2 separate regions of the Homo sapiens genome follow, and region 1 is linked to region 2. A link is a loop called in an ENCODE intact Hi-C map of the cell type or tissue named here. Cell type or tissue: dorsolateral prefrontal cortex. All regions are shown on one strand. Links, peaks and the distances in the headings refer to the core of each region. The heading gives the core; the rest is flanking DNA.

Region 1 (2,912 bases), core at 157-2,656, 160 kb after region 2:
CCTCGAGCTCCAAGTCCAGCCTCCTTCTTCAGCTACCTACTGGACAGTGCTGCCTGAAGGAAGCTTTCTTTCCTACTAAACACATCCAAAAGTCAAACAAGAATTTCCTGGTCTGAGTCCAGGACTGTGTTGGTTGCCGTAGGAAGGCACTGGAGCACTTAGGTTTCTCACTTAAGTGAATCAACAATGAACTGGGGAAATAAAGAAGACACACAGAGTATTTAAAGCTTGTGCAATTGACTGGAAATCTCAGACAAGTGTAGAGGGGAAGGATGACCATGTGCTGCCCAGTACAGCAGCCACTGGCCAAGTGTGGCTATTGAGCCTTGAGGTCTAAATTGAGATGTACTTAGTATTAAAACATATACTGGATTCTAAAGACTTAGCACCAAAAAAAAGAGAAATACCTCATTAACAATTTTTCTGTTGCTTTCACATTGAAATGGCGATATTTTGGATATATCAAGTTAAACATTATTAAAAGTAATTCCGCCTGTTACTTTTTAGATGATGCAACTAGCCTATTTAAAATGATTCATGTGGCTCACATTTGTGGCTTCCATTATTTCTTTTGAATGGTGCTGGTCTAGAAATGGCATTGTATTATTGGAAAGGATAAAGTTTAAGCTAGTTTCTCAGAAACCGCTAAATAATTACCTGTTTTCATAAAGACTGAAAGTGAAACAGAGATTGAGAAACTACAAGTTGTGACAGATCACAAGCTTTTTCAGGTGGGAGAATTTCCCTTACAACTATTTACTCTACACTAAAGTACTAGCACATTATTTTACAAACAGAAAAAAATGCCACAAAGCATGTATTCAATTAATAAAAAGACCAAGGGTCCCGGAGTATAATGCAAGCATGGCACACTCAGTTTACCCACGTACTTGTTCTCACAGTGATATTTCCAGCTTGCAATGCTAATGCTATGGCTGGTAGTCTACAGGTCATCCTGGACCCTAAGAAAAGGGAAGAGAAGCCTCACTCAGCAAAGCAACAGACAGAGGAATGCGGAATTCTGACCCAGTTGAGCTGTACACCTCTGGGTCTCTTTTATATTATGCAGTGATAAACCTTCTGACTTAAGCCAGTAATTTTTGGATCTTTGAATCAAGCAGCCACTTAATAATCTGAAGGGATAAGTGGAAGATCTCAAAATCTGGATCTATTCTTGTAACACAGATAAATTAAATGGGCATTTTCTTTTTTTGTCTAGCCATAAACTCTTTTCAGATCCTCACTTATGGGTCTATTACTGTCTAAAAAACCAGGGCATCAAAGCAATCTTGACATTCCCCTTCTTCAAAAAGACCTGACTCTAGGGCCATACCTCACAGATAAGGACTCACATGGGAACCTACCCTTTTGCATATCAGCATTTTCATGCAGCAGGAGAATACAGGAAGGCAATGGGAACTTTAGTTTCTTTATGATTTTTCAACAAATCATTTGTTTTATTTAAGAAATATTAAGATAGCAACCATTTAATAACTACATATATAATTTTAAAAAACTTTCAGCAAGATGGAAATTTTGGTTACTCTTTGCCTAGTAAGCTTTTGCCTTTTGTTTTTTAAATGAGGGTGACATCTGCTGGTGAAAAGGTAGATGGTAACTCTTTATATAAGAAAGCAACAGTCTTTTAAAACAATTTTCTTTCCAAGGATTTTCTGCTTTCAGCTAAAATTTTCAGGTAGTGTTGTCATAACAGGGCCAAATAGAGAGATTCCCACATTTTGCTTTTTCTAAAATGACAGGCTACAGTATGGACACAAAGTTCAGGCTGCTGTCCCTTCAGACTTTGGAGAACTTGATTTTGAAAGAGCTCCTTTTCAGACTTTTCTACTACATTGTCATCTCTAAGATACCAAGACAGAAGGAACTTGCCTTGCTGACCCAGCCTCGTTAGCCTCCAGTCTACCCTTGCTAGGGTCTGAGCCTTTTCAAGTCCTGGCTGCAACCCCATTCTCTCTGCTTCTTTCCTAGCCATTTTAGTTGGCTTGAGTCTCATCATGCTCAGTCACTTCAATATCGTCATCTGTAACAGCCGAGGCCCCCGACCTTCCTTCCTTTCACTATGCTTGCTATCCATACTTCTGTATCATCCCAACCTTCAGTCATTTCCAGACCGCCTGACACTGCCACATGTAGTCTCAGAAACAGCAATGAGCTCTGTTACCTACTAACACTAGCATAAGCACCTGCTGCCACCAAGAATTCCTCTTACTAACCTAACATGGACTGCCAAAACCCCCCTCTTGTAACTGCTTAAAACTTTTCCTGCACTCTGGAATCCTGATGCCATCCAGCTTCTCTCAATCTATGGCCTGGATTTCTAGTTTATAGAGACAGTACTCACTCATTCAATAAATACAGAGGTTTTCTACAGCTCAGCCTCCTCTAGGCTGGGGCTGTATCAAGGAACAAAAGAGAGATCCCTGGCCCTGTGGAGCTCACATCTTAGTAGAGAAAAAGGATCAATAATAAACTTGATGTGTAAGTAAGATACATGGTTCACCAGGTGTAAAGTGCTGCAAAAAAAGGAAAGCACGGTAAATAAGGGCTCAAACTCGTTGTTTTCCCATGCAATCTGCCTACCATTTGCTCCACCCCCCCAAACATGTCAATATCCCCACCTATCCTCTCCTTATTTAGAAAATATTTAATGGGTTCCTATTCTGTGCCAGGCACTGTGAATACTGAGTATTATATAAAAAAACATGGTTCCGGCTGGGCATGGTGGCTCACGCCTATAATCCCAGCACTTTGGGAGGCCGAGGCGGGGCGGATCACGAGGTCAGGAGTTCGAGACCAGCCTGGCCAATATGGTGAAACCCCATCTCCACTCAAAAAAATACAAAAGTTAGACGGGCGTGGTGATGCACACCTGTAGTCCCAGCTACTCTGGA
Region 2 (2,912 bases), core at 327-2,826:
GTAATCCCAGCACTTTGGAAGGCCTAGGCGGGCGGATCACTTGAGGTCAGGAGTTTGAGACCAGCCAGGCCAACATGGTGAAACCCCATCTCTACTAAAAATACAAAAATTAGCCAAGCGTGGTGGCACACACCTGTAATTCCAGCTACTTGGGAGGCAGAGGCACAAGAATTGCTTGAACCTGGGAGGCAGAGGTTGCAGTGAGCCAAGATTATGCCACTGCACTCCAGCCTGGATGACAGAGCGAGACTCTGTCTCAAAAAAAATAGACAAAGCCAGGCGCAGTGGCTCATGCCTGTAATCCCAACACTTTGGGAGGCCGAGGTGGGTGAATCACGAGGTCAGGAGATCGAGACCATCCTGGCTAACACGGTGAAACCCCGTCTCTACTGAAAATACAAAAAAATTAGCCAGGCGTGGTGGCGGGCACCTGTAGTCTCAGCTACTCGGGAGGCTGAGGCAGGAGAGTGGCGTGAACCCAGGAGGCGGAGCTTGCAGTGAGCTGAGATCACGCCACTGCACTCCAGCCTGGGCGACAGAGCGAGACTCCGTCTCAAAAAAAAAAAAAAAATAGACCTTTTTGTGTTTTCTGTTCTACTACACAAGTAATACAGGTTGAGTATTCCTTAACCTAAATGCCTGGGACCAGAAGTGTTTCGGATTTCAGGTTTTCGAATATTTGCATGTTCATAATATAATGAGACCTTGGGAATGAGCCCCAAGTGTAAACACAAAATCCATTTATGTTTTATAGACATCTTAGGCACATAGCCTGAGAGTAATTTTATGTATTTAGTAATTTGGACGTGAGCCACAGTTTTTGACTGTGACCTGTCCCATGAGGTCAGGTGTGGAATTTTCCACTTGTGGTGGGCGCTCAAAAAGTTTCAGATTTTGGAGCCTTTCAGGTTAGAGACATGCAATCTATAATAAGTTTAATCTAGGAAAAGTTAGGGTCTGGCACAGAGGCTCACGTCTGTGATCCCAGCACTTTGGGAGGCTGAGGCAGGCAGATCACTGGAAGTGCTGGACGGGTGGGGAAGTGCCGGGTGCAAGAACCAAGCTCTTTGACTATGGACCTCAGCCTGAGGTTGGTCAAGAGGTGGAGTGAGTGGGGGCTGAGGACCTTCATCCTGAAACCCTGATGCAGGAGAGTCTGGGGTCTGCCTTCTACCCTCATGTGGCGGGTGAAGGAGCAAGGTTCTCAACTCAGGAGGGTTCTTCCCCTCTCCATTCCCACCCAGGGGACATCTCACAACAACTAGAAACAATTTTGTCGCAGCTGGGGGGTGGGAGGTGTGTTCCTGGCATCTATCTAATGGGTGGGGGCGAGGGACGCAGCCCAACACCCTACACTGCACAGGACACAGCGAGATCCGGCCTCAAATGGCAGCCATGGCAGCGTCAGCCCTCCAGGGGGCGCGCCCCTGGCGCAGGTGGTGTGCCGGCCCACAGCTCCTTGCAGGCTGGGAGCTGCATTTTCGTGACATGTCATGAGTCCTCAGAGAAAAAGAGGGAACGAGTGCATGGTGGGGAGGGGCCCTGGCGTGCTGGAGTCTCTGGGTTTCCTTCTCCAGAGACCCCTGCAGTCAGCTGAGCGCAATCAGTCACGTTGGGCTTTGCTTGGATCTCACTGGAATTTTTCGAGCCACCCCTTAGTCCTCACCTTGCTAAGCCCTCACGTCTCAATAACCTCAAACCTCAGTACCTGGGCTGAGAAAGCCTGAGTGGCCCTGGGAGAGAGACCCTGCACCCAAGGACAAGGACATCCCTGCTTCACCCAACCCAAAGGCCAGTCTGGACATATGAACTCAACCAGCTAAGAGTGATATGATTGATTGATGAGAATCACCAGAGCACTTGCCAGAGTTTCAGCTTCTCCCTGGGCCAAAGTGAAGTTTGCTTTACACAGTAAATGTGCTCTGTGCAGGTCCTGAATTTAGAAGGCTGTGCTGTGTCATCCTGCTCTGTAAATGGCCAGTAGGACCCCCGCCCCTTCTCAAGGCACATTACCCGTTTAAAACGGGGGAGGCAAGAGCACAAAGCGCCCACCTATTCACCGAAGAGCATGTATATAACTTAGGGCCTTCCATCCTTAAACAACAGGACCTTCCTTGCTCTTAAGGAAAAGGAAACAGGTTCAGAGACGTTAATTCATTGCCAAGGTCACACAGATAATGGGTCCAGCGAAGAGTGGTGTCCGAGCCCAAGGCAGCAGGCCTTTGGCCACTGCAGTGTTAAACAGCACAGCTGGTGTGGAAGTCCGGTGCTGAGTCCTGGGTACCTGGACTCGGAGGGAAGCTGGCTGCAGGGGGAAGGGGCTGCGCAGTTGTGGATGTACCTGTCGTCTGCTGGGGGGCGTGCGGGTGGACACAGTCCCCCGGCCTGGGGAGCCTCGTGGGAGAATTAAGAGTTACTCCGGGCCAAATGGCCGGAGTTGTCAGATCTGGCAGCGTCTTCGCTGGGGCTCCAGGGAGCTGCTGCTGGGGTGGAAGCTCTCACACTCTTTCTCCACGTGCCCTTTCCAGTTCCCTGACATCGTGGAGTTCTGCGAGGCCATGGCCAACGCCGGGAAGACCGTAATTGTGGCTGCACTGGATGGGACCTTCCAGAGGAAGGTAAGGCGTCTGATCCAGGTCTGGAGCTGGGATTGAGGAGGGCAAGAGGCTTCTGGATGGGCACAGAGACACCAGCTCTGGGTGACCAGGGCTCAGCCACCACAGGGTTACGGCCGAGCTGCTCAGGCCTTGGCTGAGCCAAGGGACTCCATGGTCTGTGCAGACTGCGTGCCATCTGTTGCGGCAGGTGCTTTGAATTGGCAAAGGGACAGAGCCGGGCATGGTGCTCTGGGGGTTGGGGGAAGGACTAAGGTCAGAGCAAACTCTCCTGGCTTCAGTGCTTGTGAATCAGAG

Evidence for each region. A loop is a pair of places that touch in the nucleus more often than their neighbours do. Peaks named below come from ENCODE experiments on the same cell type or tissue, not always from the same donor. Only the 100,000 strongest peaks of a DNase experiment are listed, where the experiment ranks them.
Region 1: a loop joins it to region 2, with 2.2 times the contacts of the local background. A loop is called at or near these places in 13 of 110 quality-filtered maps.

Annotation. Positions count from the first base shown.
Region 1 is chr17:78,018,248-78,021,159 of GRCh38, reverse strand. All of the region lies in intron 3 of TNRC6C (trinucleotide repeat containing adaptor 6C), which reads right to left. Among named protein-coding and RNA genes, the nearest start is that of TNRC6C, 61 kb to the right of the region's middle. In dorsolateral prefrontal cortex, for the core only: a CTCF peak has its summit at 1,577 (motif pointing left); no DNase peak of the experiment used is centred there; H3K27ac peaks cover 1,843 bases.
Region 2 is chr17:78,175,235-78,178,146 of GRCh38, reverse strand. TK1 (thymidine kinase 1) reads left to right here. Exons shown (of 7, transcript NM_003258.5): 5 at 2,529-2,618. Among named protein-coding and RNA genes, the nearest start is that of SYNGR2, 8.1 kb to the right of the region's middle. RefSeq lists enhancers at 829-1,606, 2,335-2,384, 1,607-2,385, 2,395-2,514, 2,535-2,714. In dorsolateral prefrontal cortex, for the core only: CTCF peaks have their summits at 1,204 and 1,404 (motif pointing right); a DNase peak (open chromatin) is centred at 1,426; H3K27ac peaks cover 1,921 bases.